Linked DNA regions of Mus musculus: region 2 is linked to region 1. Evidence: chromatin contacts called from ENCODE Hi-C data. All regions are on one chromosome and are shown on one strand. The core of a region is the stretch at or near the end of the contact, and the rest is flanking DNA. Distances in the headings are between cores, read along the strand shown.

Region 1 (7,889 bases), core at 2,105-4,604:
CCCCACTGGAGAGCCCTGACAGGCCAGCTGCTGTCTTCTCTCTCTGCACAAGAAGGGCAGCTTTGTGGAGGGGGATCACTACAGCATCTCACATTTCTATTTAGTCCTGGCTCACCTTCTTCCAATTTTCTCATCATCTCCTGAGTCCACATCAGCTAACACCCAAGTTTATAACCCCTCCCGACCCCGATACTCACCCCCCACCCCCACCCCCTTCCCTATCCCTGAGCTGTCTGGAATAAAAGCATTGGTAGGGCATAGAAGGCTGAAAAGGTCAGCTCTGAGAGCTGAAACCATAGGAACCCTTTCTCTTGTAGGTTTTCATCTTTGGGGGTCGGGGCAGCATCTTCTGGAGGATCTTGAGAATCAAAGCAGCTCAGGGAAGGGATTAGGTAGGGAGCCAGGCTGCAGGTTCAAGGCCAATACCAGCTGATACACTCTATGCATCTTGGGGCAAATCCTTGCACTGTGTATTCCTCTCTCTCTTCATTCTTCATGTTAAGGATTCTGGGACCCTCCTCAGGAATGTTTTAAGGCTTACTTAACTGTGCCTGGCTCACAGAGAACACTCGGCAAGTGACATCTACCACTCAGCTCAGAAGCCGATCCTCTTTAAGTCATCATCACCACCACCATCATTACCTTCATCATCTTCAACGCTGTCATCAGCAAACCCTTCCTTAAATAAGTTTTCAAACAGAAAGCACTGCCTTTAAATTGAAAATAAAAGAATAGCTTCCCTGTCCCTGGGAGCCCCCAAATCTGAATAAATCTGTAAAACTGCCTTTTCTTGTACCTTGATCAAAAGGCTTATTTGGTAGTGATATTACATTTACTCCTTCCGTGCTCCTTAGTTTTTAGCCTATGCGATTCCCCTGATGTGCTCAGAAACCCAAGAGATCTGAGCTACTTATGGTTGAACATCGAACAAACGATAAATTAGCTCAGTTGCTTTTCTGCTCTTCCTATACCTTTTAACATGAACAGAGCCAAAAATTGATAGTTCGCTGTTCTTTTTCCTCCTATTTTTTTTTTACCAAATTAAGGATTTTTTTTAAAGTCAGCTGATGTATAAGGAAAAGATTTCCTTTTCTCTCCTGCCTTCTCCAGCAAGTTCGCCAGTTTAATACCCATAATTCCTCACCTTCTCTAGTGCTTGAATTACTCTCCTAACACTAATATACTCTAAACTTGCATAAATGAAATAAACCACCTAGTCAGGACCCTCCACACTGTTAGACGGTGCAAAACACAAATTCAGAGCCTGCTATTTGAAAAGGGAAGAGAATTCCAAGATGGCGGAGGCAGCAAAGAATTCATCCCACAGCTGGAAACCGCAAAGCATGGGGCTCCATCTGATGACCAAGTTGGTGACATTCCTAGAAGTCTGGCCCTGTGTCTGGTCATATGTGGTCAAATATATATAAGGATATGCATATATATATGTATGTATAAGGACACATACATACATATATGGTTATATACAGTCTTATAGAGATTATAAGGATAACACACATATGTGCATACACACATTTTTCCACTGTGGGATCCAGGAATCAAACTCAGGTGGTCAGGCCTGCATGACAAGTGTCTTACTCTGAGCCATCTCTCCAGCCTACATCACTCTGTTACCTCATCTATGGACTCTGATCACCTAAGCCCTGACTCTTCAGATCTTTGTTCAATGTTTACAGCCTCTGTGATAGCTTCCCAGGTCAGCTGCGTGACTACAGTTCATATAGAGTGGGGTAAAGACAGCCCAGTCTGCTCCCCTGCCTGTTTCAGGATACTAACAGGTGCTTGGTAAGTAAGGATGTAGCAGACACGAGGAACACCTCATAGGCAAAGATCTTGGGCCCTTGTCTTGAGGAACTCCTATTATCACCAACACCCCCTTATTTGTTTGCATTTCTCACTTACCAGAATATCCAGTCCTGGTGCGTGCAGGTCTCACTAGATCCGTGAGATGCAACTATGGCCGCCATCTTGTTTCTACCGGAATCTTTTTATGTGTCTTGCTTCCTCACTCTTCAGTCTTTAAGATGGAAGGGAGACTGATGAAATATAGAGTCAAATCCTTGATTCCTAACCGAGGCTCTCGCCAGCTTTGGGACCCAGGCCAGTGAGTCGATTAACCTTTGCAAGCTCCCATTTCCTCATCCAATGGGTGAACTAATGGATACATACCCTGCCTACCTCACAAGACTGAATAAATCCCCTTAATGAAGTGTGATATTTGAATGCAAACCCTACAACATACAAGAACACTATTACCTCTCTAAACATACCTCTCTGTCAGTGTTCACTACATGTTAGATGAATGGATTAATAATACAACCAGGCAAACCTTATGACCATTTATTTCCCCCTTTAAATCTGGAAGATTGTGACGTTCCTTTGTGGGAGTAAAAGAGAGGCCCATCCTCGTCAGAAACAGCCACTTCCTCTTCTCTTCCCTTTGGTTTCAGGACTGTAATATGAGCACACAGTCACTTTACTCTCCCAGTTTCCACTCTCTCTAATTACATGGTGTTATGAGCCAAAAGATAGACCACGAGATCTCAATGTTGCTACAACTTGCCAGTGACGTAAATTATCATTAACACACTGCATCCGAAACTAAGAGCGCTTCACCCAAAATGCTCCCGCGGGGAAACAGCCCACTGAAATGACAGAGCGAAGGCAGAGGCTGAGGTCACAGCTCCTGGAACACAACAACCTGTAGATGTTTGAAGAAAGCGAATTATTGCTACGGCCGGTCTTGATGGAGACTAAACTAACTGCACTTATCTGTAATGAGTTTTTACAAAATAATGCTACCAACGCAGTTCACACATGCTGGAAACCGGGCTAAGCTGGCTTTCAGACATAAGGCCATCAGTGCATTCAGAGAAACAATCGCTGCAATTATAACTAATTAACTGGCCTAAACAGTTGGGAGCCGGTTGGAGAGGTCTGAGCTGAAATGTAAATGAGGAGGGAGGGGCCTGCTGCAAAGAGATGGTGTGGCATATTTGTTTTGTTTTGACTTCTTTCCAGACATATTTCAGTTTGCATAAGTATTTGAAGGTCGGATCAGACAGGATTTACAGCACAATGGTATCAGGAATGTCTTTATGAAAACTCTGATATGGTCTAAATTAGGTTTCAAGAAGGGGCGGGGCAGCCGTGGGAGCTCAAGTCTATATCAGTGTCTACTCTGCACCCTAATGGGCACCTCGAACCACTTCATCCGTCACAGGCCAACAAGTGAGCCCTTTAGGGAGTGGATCTCAGCTATCGATTCCTGCAGCATCAGAGGCAGCCCCGAGGGAGCTCCCCAGCCCGCGGATTTCGGATTTCAGCAGTACTCTTGTGACCTTTGGTTGACCTTGGGCTCTGCGAGTGGAGGGTTAAAGTTGTCTTTTGGCATTGGAGCCTGGCTTTTTCCTTCTCCAAATGCTTTCAGAGAAATCCGAGGGAACCCCACCCCTCTGCAGTGGGCAAGCTGCTTCCTGTAGAAGTAGAGAGGATCCTGCTTGCTCCGGTGAAAAGGGCTCTTCAGCACAGAAATGCCTTCTCTTTCTCGAGAAGTCTGCTTTCCCCTCAGCCTCTAATTACCACAAAGGCCTCTTTTGGCGTCTTCTCCATGAAGGCAGATAAAACAAAGCAATGTGTAAAAATCCAAAATCTGAGTGCTTTTAAGGTGAGAATGAAGCCAAGCCTGGCAGGCACCTGACAGACTAAACCGGAAGAGCCCGCTCCTCCATAAACTCAGTTTCCCCTCGGAGGTGATGGCTGAAGGGCAGGTAAGTCAGATGGGCCTGAAACTGCAGCAGCTGGCTCTCTTTAATAATGCCCGTCTCAGTGCTCGGCATGGCTATTTTGCGGCGTGCTGTGGAGTGAACAGGAAAGCTTCCAAGAGAGGTTTAATTGTTTACATTCAATGAAAGGAAAAGTCGGACTAGAAGTGCTCAGATATAATCTCGCTCTGATTAAAATGGTTCTATTGTGTTATGACCCATAACCCTGTTAGAAAGGTGAATCCAGGACTTTGCCCAGCCATGGGCACCCCTTTTATACAAGGGAGCTATACATGCAGGCATGGACGGACAGACACGCCTGGTGGCTCGCAGCCATCCTGGCTGCAAGAAGGGTTTATTTTCCTTTAGGAGTCCACAGCTGATCAGTGTTCTGCTGCCTGGGCTGTTTCATAACTTTCCGTGTAATTAAGCAGTTGGCATGACCTTCCATAGCAAGATAATAACAGGAGTTAGCCAAGGCAGGGCTTGTGCACAAGAACCCTTTGGGCTGCTCAAGCATTCAAATAGATGCAAAGCCAGCTTCCTAATCCAAAACCCAGTGGCACCTGGCTCCCTAGCATGTGAGCACACATACACACGATCATGCACACACACACGGCAAGCAATCATGGCACTATTTCCCATAACTCAGTAACCGCAGGGTCCAATTCAAAGATGGAGGGAAAGTACCCTGTGCACCATGTCTTACGGCTGAGCCTGGAGGTGTGCGTCAAGGTCACTCATTTTGAAACGGCAAATCTCTACAGATCGCCAGAAACAAGCTGGTTTTGAAAGAAATACGTCTGACTTTAAAAGAAAGCACATTAGCCACTGAGCACCAAATGGGTTTTAGTAAATGTATTTAAAAAAAAAAAAAAAGTCGGGCCTTCTTGGAAGGTGAAATCTGAATTGTGTTTCCTGCACAGCACAGAAAGCAAGCAGTGGGTGGGAGAGAGGGTAGCCTACAAAGATGGCCGCTGCCACCCATGCTGTTCCTTTCTGGGCTGCATATGCTGTCTCTGCATTGAGGAAGGAGCATTTGAGTCTCTCCTTGGATCTGAACCGTACGCTTAACTGGACAACGACGATGACAGGAGTGTGTCTGTGACTTCTGAGCCGCCTTCTTAGCTGCACACGGTCCGGCGGGTCCCTTTGAAACTCTGCCTGGCGGAGTGCTTCTGCCGGGACCTTGTCTCTCTGCTGGGTGAGACTCGAAGTTCAGTAAAACCACAGCAGCTTGCAGTGAGCAGCCGGAAGCAGCTGCAGGCGGGCGGGCGGTGACGGAAGCCTTCCCAGCGAGTGCGCACCCTCATTAATAACAGCCTGCAACTGCGTACGGATGCTGAGCAAGAGCTACCCATCCAAACCCAGACAACGCTGCAAACAAGACTGTGGAGATGAGGAGCATGTGTGGGGCTAACAAGCACAGTCTTTGGTCATCTTTTTGTCATAGATTTATAAGAGCCACCTGTCAATGAGGGACAGTAACTCTTTACTGGATGTTTTAAATATATTTTGTTCATTTTAAGAATTTACACATATAGAATACACACATACATACACACATATATATACACATATATATATACATATACACACACATATATAATATACATGTATATACATATACACAAATGTATGTATGTGTGATAATCTATATGCATATGTATACACCTATATAGCTATATAGATATATATACCTATAAATCTATGTATCTATATACCTATGAATCTATATATCTATATACCTATGAATTTATGTACCTATATGTCCATATCTATAGCTTTATCATCTATATCTATATCTATATCTATATCACTAAGCTTGATTTGCACATGCTACCTATATTCTCTTGTTACAGGGTCACCCACCAGAGCACAGCGACCACACTTTTAAAGAAAACTGACTCTTCATTTCTCAGAAACCATAACTTGATAGTTCCTCAGTTAGAGGCAGGGAATCATAAGCCCCGCCCTCTCTCCAAGCTAGAATGCTGACTGGCTTGATCTTGCACAGGTCTTGTACAGTTTGCTGGACATTTTCACACATTTTTCCTCTTGTTGCCACTTTGCCTCTCCTCTGCCATTCAGTTTTTTTGTTTGTTGTGGTGTAGTCAGTAGTTTCCATTATTTGATTCTATGGTTTCTCTTTTACAATATTTATTTCAAAGACCTACTTCATGCCAAGTCTATACCCATTTATTTGACCATAAGTGTTTGAACTTTACAAATACTCATTATTGGGCACCTCTTTTGTGTCAGGTACTCTCTTGCTAGATAAATAGTGGATACGATAGACTAGGACCAAGCTTTCAATGAGCTATAAAGCATGGTCGTAGAGACATCATTCTCATTAATGAAAAATCTGTATGAAATCCTAATAGCCACCAACAGCTGGACCACATACAATGCTGCAAACAGTGAAAACGAGTGAGTGTTCTGTATTTTATCTATCAATCAAGCTACCTACCACCAGTGGGGAATGAATTTGAACCCAGACCTCCTATTAGGAATGAATGATGGGAAAAGGTATTACACTGCTGTGGAAGGAAGCCCACAGTGGAGTGATCATGGGCTGCTGCAGAAGTCAAGCACCCTGAAGGAGCTGTTGTTTAAGTACTGGCAGTTGTATAATTATAATTTTGCTTTATGTTGAAATCATTGACCTATCAGGAGTTAAAATGAGCTCAACAGCAGTGTTCCTAGTTGTAAAGACAACATGAGTGCGAGCTGCTGATACTTCGTGTCAAGATGTCTATGTGCCTGTGTGTCTGTCTCGAGGCCCTGGAATCTGTTTTAAAATTCTCTCTGTGCTCCCTACAATTATTTCAGCTTTATATTTGAGCCAGGATGAATGCTGTGCTTTAACAAATACTCTTACCAAATCGTTTCTCTTGATGTACGCTGGGCTTCTCCAACCAATTCCCTGAGCCCACATTTGAACTAAGATTCACTTGTTCCAGCTAATCTCACCCTTCGTTTTCTAGTAATGCATGCTTATTTTGTCAATATCTGTAGTAAAATATTATTGTAGCCATATTTATTATACTTTTTAGTCTAACTTTTAAAAATGTTTATTATTTTTAAATCATGCATACTAAGCATGCCCTATCTCAAGAATTGCAGAACGACATCCCTGCATCCCTCCACTGCTCTGACTCCTGCAGAGGGCCTTACATGAGCCTTTTTGATCTGTCACTTTCATGCCTGCAGAAGACATCCACTAAGCATTCTCTTGTTTTTAAAAGCACAATGTTAAGTGGTCCTTATTCTCCAGACATGCCATTTCCTTTGTCTTGTCTCTAACATCTTTTTCAAGTTTGAGTCATTCAGTATGTTTTTTTCTCTGTGCTTCCAATCTATGGTCATATCAGTTTGAATGCACCTTGGGTCTTTGGCTCGGTAATTTCCTTTTCTGGTTCTAGATCATTCACCATTCATGTGTGTGCACATAGAGATGTTCAGATGTGTGTGGATAGATAGATAGCTGGAGTGAGAGACGAAATACAGAACCCTCACTCATGGTCACTGTTTGCAGTAGTGTGTGTGCACACAGTAGTGTGTGTGCACACAGTAGTGTGTGTGCCCTTGACCTTTTCGGATCCAGCTGTTGATAGCTATTAGGATTACATATAGATTTTCACTCACGAGAGTAATGTTTCTATGAACATGTTTTTTGAATGATTTTTTAATAGAACTTTCTCTGGGATACATAGGAGAAAAATTTCTAGGCCATATTGTATGCATACATTCAGTCTTACTAGTTGATGCCAGATTGTTTTGCACAGTGATCGAACCATTCCTCAAGGCAATTTTTGACCTTCCACTGCTCCATATTACTCTCAATAATTGATATTTGCTACCTTTTAATTTTTTATTCGTCTGATCTATATATAGATGTCATTGTAGGTTTTTTGTTTTAAGTTTATCCAGACTAGATTTCAATTATTCTCATGGGTCTTGTATCTGTTTCCTCTTCTGGAAAATGACTGTTCACAACAGTGGGCCAGTTGTATTTGTGGATTGAAATTTATGAAGATGAGAGAAGAAATTAAGTAATGGCAAACTGTTCTACTATTGAGCATACCCTGTCCCTCTCTCTCTCTC
Region 2 (7,889 bases), core at 1,483-3,982, 270 kb before region 1:
GTATTATTATTGGTTTTCAGTGTTGAGTCCCTTTTCACGTTTGAGAAATCTCCCAATCCATACATTTTGGAAAGAGTTTATTTCTTTTTTTTTTCTCTCTCTTTCTTTCTTTCTTCCCTTCTTTCTTTCTTTCTTTCTTTCTTTCTTTCTTTCTTTCTTTCTTCCTTCCTTCCTTCCTTCCTTCCTTCCTTTCTTTCTTTCTTTCTTTCTTCCTTTCTTCCTTTCTTCCTTTCTTCCTTTCTTCCTTTCTTCCTTTCTTCCTTTCTTTCTTTTTAAATGGGAGGTTAAAATTCATTCACTATTTGCTCATAAATTATCACTGGGAACCTCATATGAACCAGCACATTCCAGGCATTAAAGAGGCAATGGAGAACAGAAAAGGCAAGTGTCTTCCTGCCTTGGTGTGATCTAGTGATGCGGAAGACAGACTGTAAGGAAGGCAGGGCAGCAGATGGACCAGGAGGATGGTGAATGTGGAAAGTGGCAGGACTCAGCTGAGGAGAGTTAGTTTTCTAGTGAAATTGTCGAGACCAGCATACCCAGCAATTTGATCTAATGCAACCCCAGATGTTGCTCTTATCGGATGTGCCGAACACCCACAATTAGTAGACTTTAAATAAAATAGATTTCTCTCCACAGTGTGGTCATCTCAGCAACGGAAGCCCAACGGGCAAGGACTGATGTTCCCTGAGAAGAAGAAAGTCTGCCCCAGGACTGTGGCAACTCGAGTTTCAAGCTGATGATGTTCAGGCTTGCACACACACACACACACCCCTGCACACATGCACACACTGCTGTTTATGTTTCTCTGGAGGAGAACTGTGCCAGTAACAGTTTTGGATTGAGAGCTTTCTGCCAATCCAATTTGCTAACTTCAAATCTGCTCAAATGTCTCAGAGAAGGCTACTCTGACCACTCTATGGCAAAAGAATGCCAAGTGCTAAGGCTGCCGCTCACCTGGTAGGGTTTCTGCCGAGCATGTCTGAGACCCTGGATTCGATTTCCATTGGGTGGGGCTGGGGAGGATGAATCTGTAATCCCGGTACTCAGGAAGTAGAGACAGAAGGAACACAAGTTCAAAGTCACCCTTGGCTACATAATAAGTTTGAGGCCAGGCTGGGCTACATGAGACCATTGCGCGCGCGCGCGCGCGCCAGCTTTCATTCTTATTTGAAACTCCCTGCCCCTGCTCTAGTGTTTCCCACAGCCTGTCACTTTTCACATACCGTGATTACTCACTTTGTTTATTTTCCTCTCTCTTCTGGTATGCACACTTCACCATGGCAGGTGTCTTAGAACAAGTTCACTGGGAGCAGAACTAGATCTGAGCGAGGGATTTGTGCGCAGAAGGCTGACATGGAGCAGGATTGTTCCTGGGGGAACTGCAGCCAAGGGAGTCGGGGCAGCGGGGCGTGGCAGAGCGGGGAGCTGGACTGTGGTGTAGCTGCGACAGGGCCTTGGCTGACACCTAGATCCCAAGAGTTTAAGCAATGCTTCAGGGGACAGCATGAGTTCATTGAGGGAGAGGCCCAAGCTTCTGTACTTCAACATCAATCAGTCCCTGGAGGCCGGCTGTCCCAAGAAGAGACATTTCCCCAGGGACAGAGTTCCCTTTGGCCAAGACCAATTCCCAAGGCAGACTCAGTTGTGAGTCACCAGCACTCCTGTGAGCTGGGGAGAGAGTAGCTTGGCCCAGAGCAGGGGTGAGGGTAGTGTCCCTCAGGCACCAGCCAGTTTTACTCACCTATTAGTGGGTTCTTAACTCTATAGTGTGGTGGCGATCATTGAGACAATGGGCCAATGAACAAATGAACGGATGAATCTTTTCAGAATGGTTGGTAGGCTCGGACAGGTTATAGCAACTGTTTTCAGTGGGCAAATAGAGTAGCTACTGTGGAATTAGAAAACAGGCCAACGTGACCCTCAAAATAAATAGAGTCAGTTCAGGATGGTAAGTAAATGTCAAGACTTGATAAAGAATATTGTAGTAACAAGGTTGGCTAGGGCACACAATGTGCTTATGGCTCGCATCACAGGGAGTTTTGGAGTCTCCTACACGGATGCTGAGTACCATGGCTCATTTTCAGAGGCCTGAGCCAGGCCCAGGGTTAAAGAAAGCATCCTGCTAGTGCAAGCGACAACTGGTTCCAGTGACAGAACCTTTAACAAGCCTTTTCTTACATCTGTTGACTCAACCCAGACCAGTGAATTCTTTGAAAGACAGCAGGGCTGTAAATCAGCAAGCCCCGTGAAGATGCATTCCAGGGTCCCGGAGGGGGGTGGGGGGAAAGCTGCACACAAAAGCCCCTCTTCTAAGTCTTCAGGAATGCTGTGAGTGGCCTTGGAGGTCTCAGGGTTAGACTGCGGGGCTGGGAACGGAAAGCATCCAGAAGAGGGGCATGGGGAAGCAGCCTCAGGAGCAGCCAAGCATGCCTCAAAGAGTGATGAGTTTCCGGGGAGCAGAGCGGTGCCTAGTAGATGCCGAGTGCTTGGTGGGTAGGGTGAGCTGATGACTGTATCTCAGGCTCTTACTCCCTGGCTGTGTGACCTCAAGGAAGTCCATCCAAGTTGCCTAGGCCCCGCCCACACTCTCTGCAAGAAGTCTGGTTCTATCACACATGGACTCTGGGAGTGAGTGACCCTTGAAGCCCTTGAGTTTAAAAAGCATCCAAACAGATATCGGTGTCCGGAAATAGAATTGGGACCGTGCAGGAAGAAGGAGGGGAGAGAGGATGGGGGAGGGGAGGCCAAGAAGGGAAAGTGACAAACTACGGCATGACACATGCCTGTACGCAAATGCCTCAGTGCAGCCTATTAAGTTGCGCAGTTAATTGTGTTAAGCATAAAGCATTAGCAGAGGTTCTGAAGGTATGGAAAAGGAGAGGGGAAAAAAATCCTACACGGCAGCAGGAGCTTTCCAGCTCCGAGGCTAATGTGGACCCTGGTGCTGGGCAGGGCCTGCTAAGGCAAGGGAGTGGTTCCCGCATGGGTGCTACAGCCTTTGGGATTTCGAGGGGGTGTGGGGACACTTCTGTGCCCATGAATACTCAGACATGTGCCTTCCAGAGCTTTCCAAAACATACAGTTCTCCCAATGGGGTGGGCTGAAGGAGAAAAAGAAGGCAGAACTTTTGTTCCCCTGGGGCAAGCATTCCCCGAGGCTCCAAGGAAGAGGTGGGTTTTCATCAGTTGCTCGCCCACCTACACCAGTAGTTTGATGTGGTACAAGGAGTGCCAGGATCTCACTCAGAAGGTGAGAGTCAAAATGATGGCTTCCAGAGAACTTTCAAGGTCTGCAGAACCAAATTGCATGGCTCCCACCACTCCAGGTACGGACAATTGGTTTATATCACACCATCACTCCTTCTTCCCCTCCCCACACCGGCCCCTTCCTCTTTTCTTCCTTTACCTTTCCCCTTCTGGGCATGTCAGCCCAGCTAGCTGGAAGAGAACGCAAGCAAAGCCTGTAGCTTGACAGGCTGACACCCATCAAGGACCAGGGTCTCTGACAGACTTGTGGGCTGTATACTCAAACCCTCCTGTCACAGAGCAATGGCAGTTTGCCACTGATCAGTGTCACCATGGACAAATACTATTTATTCAACAAGGGTGCCAAGCATTTTCAATCTCTGACTCATTGGGAAGAGGAATTTGGAAAAATGGGGAAGGGGGGTGAGTGGGAAATGAATGGGGAAAAAAAAAAACCCAGAGAAAGCAAGAATGTCATCGTTGTGTGGAATTGTATTTTAAACTGAATTAGGCATTCCAAGCTCATATATGGTTTCTGAGTCTCTGCAGTGCAGTCACCTCAGGAAAGAGGCCTCAAAGCGTGTCATCTCTAGGGACCATCAAACCGGAAGCAAGTCCAAAACCTAAAACCTGTGTCTTCATTAGACACGGCAATATCTTGGCCAAACTTTGGGTTCAATTTGGGTTCTTGTGTTTAGACTAGTTGGAATTTAGACTCACATGACATCCAGGAACAAGAACTAGATCCCCTGCTTCTCCAATACTTTTTTTAAAAAATCCCATATCTCCACAGTAGGGCACTCAGAAGCATTTCTGCTTGGCCTGCTGGGGCCTTCCCTGCTTCTTGTGAGTTGAGTCTGACTAAGGAGAGCCTGACTCATCCTGGGAATCAAGAGGTCACATCTCACGTTGTGACATTCACTTGCTGTCCCTGCACAGAGTTCTGCTTTCTTTCCCTCTCCTTCCCCAATCACACACAGGGCCTTTCTGTGTTTCTAATACCCTCCACCACTGTAGCAATGGCCTCTGTCTCACCTCCTGTCTTTCTTGCTTCTTCTTCTGAGTCTCTCACGTAGGCTCTACCATGAGTGTTCCCATCCCTGTGCTGTGATAGAGGCTCTTGACGCTAGCTTATCTTGCAGCGATGTAGCGTCAACCAGGAAAGTGGACAGAGCCACAGTCCTGAAAATCAAGGACATCTGAATGAAAGGGAGCTAACTGAAGCCAGTGCCACTAACTAGTGCCACCCCTATCTCAATTTGATGAGGTAATAAATTTATAGGCAACGTGTGTTTAACCTTTCAAGAATTCTTCTGAGATATTTCTCCCATTTGATGGAAGAGTTAGTTGAAGCTCAGAGAAGACAAGTGGCTAAGCTTAAGGGCCTGTTGGCACCCCACAGCACTGTGTCCTGGGTCTGTTTCACTTGATCCCACTCTCCTCTGCACTCTGGCCTCTGGCTTCTCCTCCCTGCCCACTGAAGACTCTACTGCCACACTCATCCCTGGCTAAGCCAGCTCCGTCCCAGTTCTCAGCAAAATCTGATGTGTTTGGGGTAAATGTGAATCATGATGGTCCATACATTTTGGTTGAAGAAACGTCATTGAAGTGTCAGGATAATTTGTAGGGTGCTGGTGGGACTCAGGTGCTGGCAATGTGACTCCAGTTGAAAGATGCTATGAGACTCTATGCTCTATGTGTGGCTTGAGTTGGGGGAAGTCCTGACGGAACAAGGGAACAGTTCAAGGTCACTGGTCCTGAATATTCAGACAAGATGATTTTAGTGAAAAGAGAGGCTCGGGTAGGGGAGATACTGTTGTTTCAAGAAAATATTAAACTTCTTTAGCTTGTCCTTTTTAAATAAAGAAATCCTGAACACAATTAATTACCTTTCAAAATGTATATTACACAGAAACACGTAAAAACAAGAGCAGACAGTGACGAGGTAGACTTACAGGAATGTGGCCCTGTCTTACTCTCCATGGCTCATTCATTATTCACTAATTCAATGTTCACATTGCTGTCCTAACAACCAAGATTCTACCATATACTGTCTGCTTAACTGTCTGGCAGTACATCTTCAATTAGGATGTGTTCTCTGTGAGACTAATCATTGATTCAGTTTTCTTCACCCCTAAATCCTTGCTGTCCCTACATACAGTAGGTACCAGAAAATATCTATCTATCTATCTATCTATCTATCTATCTATCTATCTATCTATCTATCTGTCTATCTATGCATTTGCTTTGCTAGTATGTATGTTTGTGTACCAACTGTGTGCATAGTACCTGTAGAGGTTAGTATAGGGCATTAGATCTCCTGGAACTGGAGTTAGATATATTTGTGAGCCACCATGTAGGTGCTGGGAATTGAACCTGAGTCTTCTGGAAGAGCAGCCAGTGCTCTTAACTTTTGAGCCATTTCTCCAGCCCCATATTACCTTAAATGAACGAATGAACAAAAGTTAGGAAGAGAATCACAGAAGTGCAGGCTCATGGAAATCATGGGAGTTTGGAGCAGGTCACCCATGCAGACAACAATAGAGGGCAGCTGGGATTCTGGGGTTATACTATGTGGGAGTAAGACAGATGGGGATCACTTGTGGCTAAAGAAAGATGTGGAAGCCAGATTGCAGGAAATTAAGGAAAGGGTAACAAGGAAGAAGGAATGATAAATGATGTTGTATTTTTGAAAGGGTTGGTGAAGAAAGAAAGAGAAAGATTTTCAAGAGCTGAGGAACATGTGAACAAAGGCAGATGTTTCAGGTCAGAGGAGTCTGTAGTAGCTTCCAGCACAATAGGTGGCTTGAGAGAGAAGTCTAGAGTGCAGCAGAGGAAGAGGGAAAAGAAGGGGTTGTGGTTCAAGGCATAAACTGACTCTGGAAAAGGAGAGGAAGGTCTGTCTTAGCCTTGATAATTAGTAAGGCTGAATGGATGAGTGGCGATGTGAATGTATTTGTGGTGAGGGGAGCAGGAAGTTGGAGTCCTTCTAGATCGATTTGAGTTTTCTTTATGCATTAGGAGTCTGTGGTAGTTTGAGTGAGAATGTCCCCCACAGTCTCAGGTGTTTGAACACTTGTTTCCAGTTGGTGGCACTGTTAGGTAAGTTTTGGAGGTGTGGCCTTGCTGGAGGAAGTATGTTATGGGTGTAGACTTTGGGATTTAAGTGACACATATCATCCTCAGTACTTAGCTCCTGCTTGTGGTTTAAGGTGTGAGTTCCCAGCTGCTGCTACAACCACCATGCCTTGACTCTGCTATCATGAACTCTAGCCCTCAAGAACTTTAAGCCCAAATAAATTATTTTTCTATAAGCTGACTTGGTCATAGTGTTTTATCACAGCATTAGAAAACCAAGAGACTAATACAGGGGCCAAAACAAGGGACAAAAGCAGGCGCTTGGAAAGAATGAAGTAGGACATTGTCTTTGTTCAGGCTTCATTACTACAAAGAGGCATCATGACCACAGCAACTCTAATAAAGGAAAATATTTAACTGGGGCTGGCTTACAGTCTCAGAGGTTTAGTCCATTATCATCATGGTATGAAGCATGACAACATGGCAGGCAGACATGGTGCTGGAGGAGCCAAGAGTTCCACATCTTGATCTGAAGACAGCAGACGGAGACTGTTCACACTTGGTAGATCTTGAGCATAGGAGATCTCAAAACCTGCCCCCATAGTGGTATACTTCCTCCAACAACATCACATCTATTCCAATAAGGCCATACCTCCTAATAGTGTCACTCTCTATGGGCCAACCATTCAAACCTGTGAATCTATGGGGGCCGTACCTATTCAAACCCCCACATTCCACTCCCTGGTTCCCATAGGCTTATAGCCATAACATAATGCAAAATGTATTTGGTTCAACTTCATAAGTCCCCATAGCCTATCAGTCTCAACAGTGTTTAAAAATCCAAAGTTCAAAGTTCCTTCTTAGATCCATGCAATCACTTAACTGTAATCCCCTATAAAATCAAAGTCAAAAAGCAGATCATATACTTCCAACCTAGTATGGCACAGGATATATGTTACCATCCCAAAGTTCTGGAGATGAAGTATACTAAGGGAAAACTGGACCCAAGCAAGATTGAAAACCAGCTGAAAAAAACTCCAAATTCTGCATCTCCACGTCTGAGGTCAAAATGTTCTTCAGATCTTCAACTCTACTACAGCTCAAGTCTTTCTTTTGGGCTGGTTCCACTTCCTGTTTTCAGCTTTCCTCTGCAGGTATCCCGTGGCTCTGGCATCTCTAACCTCTTGGGATCTCCAAGACAATCCAGACATCACTTCACAACTTCACACAATGACCTTCTAGGCCTCTATGCAAGGACACGGCTGCTACACACCTGGCCTCAGTAGCTTTCTTTAGTCACTGAGGGCGGGAGGTTCCATACCCCTTTTCTTCTATCCTTGACTACAAAGCCACATGGCTGAAGCTGCTAAGTTCTGTTGCTTGCTGTGGCTGGAACATGGCCCCCTTGCTCAATCATATCTTAAGCAGCTTTCTGTTTTCCATGGCTTCCTGTACTACCTAAGCTTGGCTTTTGGGGAACTTGCTCTGCAGACCAGGCTGGTCTTGAACTCAGAGATCTGCATGCCTTTGTCTCCCAAATGCTGGGATTATAGGCAAGTACCT

Evidence for each region. Hi-C counts contacts between places; a loop is a spot of excess contacts on that map.
Region 2: a loop to region 1 is called in a map of CH12.LX, with 2.6 times the contacts of the local background. The contact joins two enhancer-like sites. A Hi-C loop is called at or near these places in 2 of 37 maps with a recorded cell type or tissue (CH12.LX and left cerebral cortex).

The regions. Positions count from the first base shown.
Region 1 is chr13:111,975,077-111,982,965 of GRCm38, reverse strand. No RefSeq gene overlaps it. Among named protein-coding and RNA genes, the nearest start is that of Gm15322, 16 kb to the left of the region's middle. Within about 2 kb of position 3,354, at least 2 of the 3 ENCODE cell types and tissues checked have a DNase peak (open chromatin) inside an H3K27ac peak, as active enhancers do.
Region 2 is chr13:112,247,899-112,255,787 of GRCm38, reverse strand. No RefSeq gene overlaps it. Among named protein-coding and RNA genes, the nearest start is that of Ankrd55, 37 kb to the left of the region's middle. Within about 2 kb of position 2,732, at least 1 of the 3 ENCODE cell types and tissues checked has a DNase peak (open chromatin) inside an H3K27ac peak, as active enhancers do.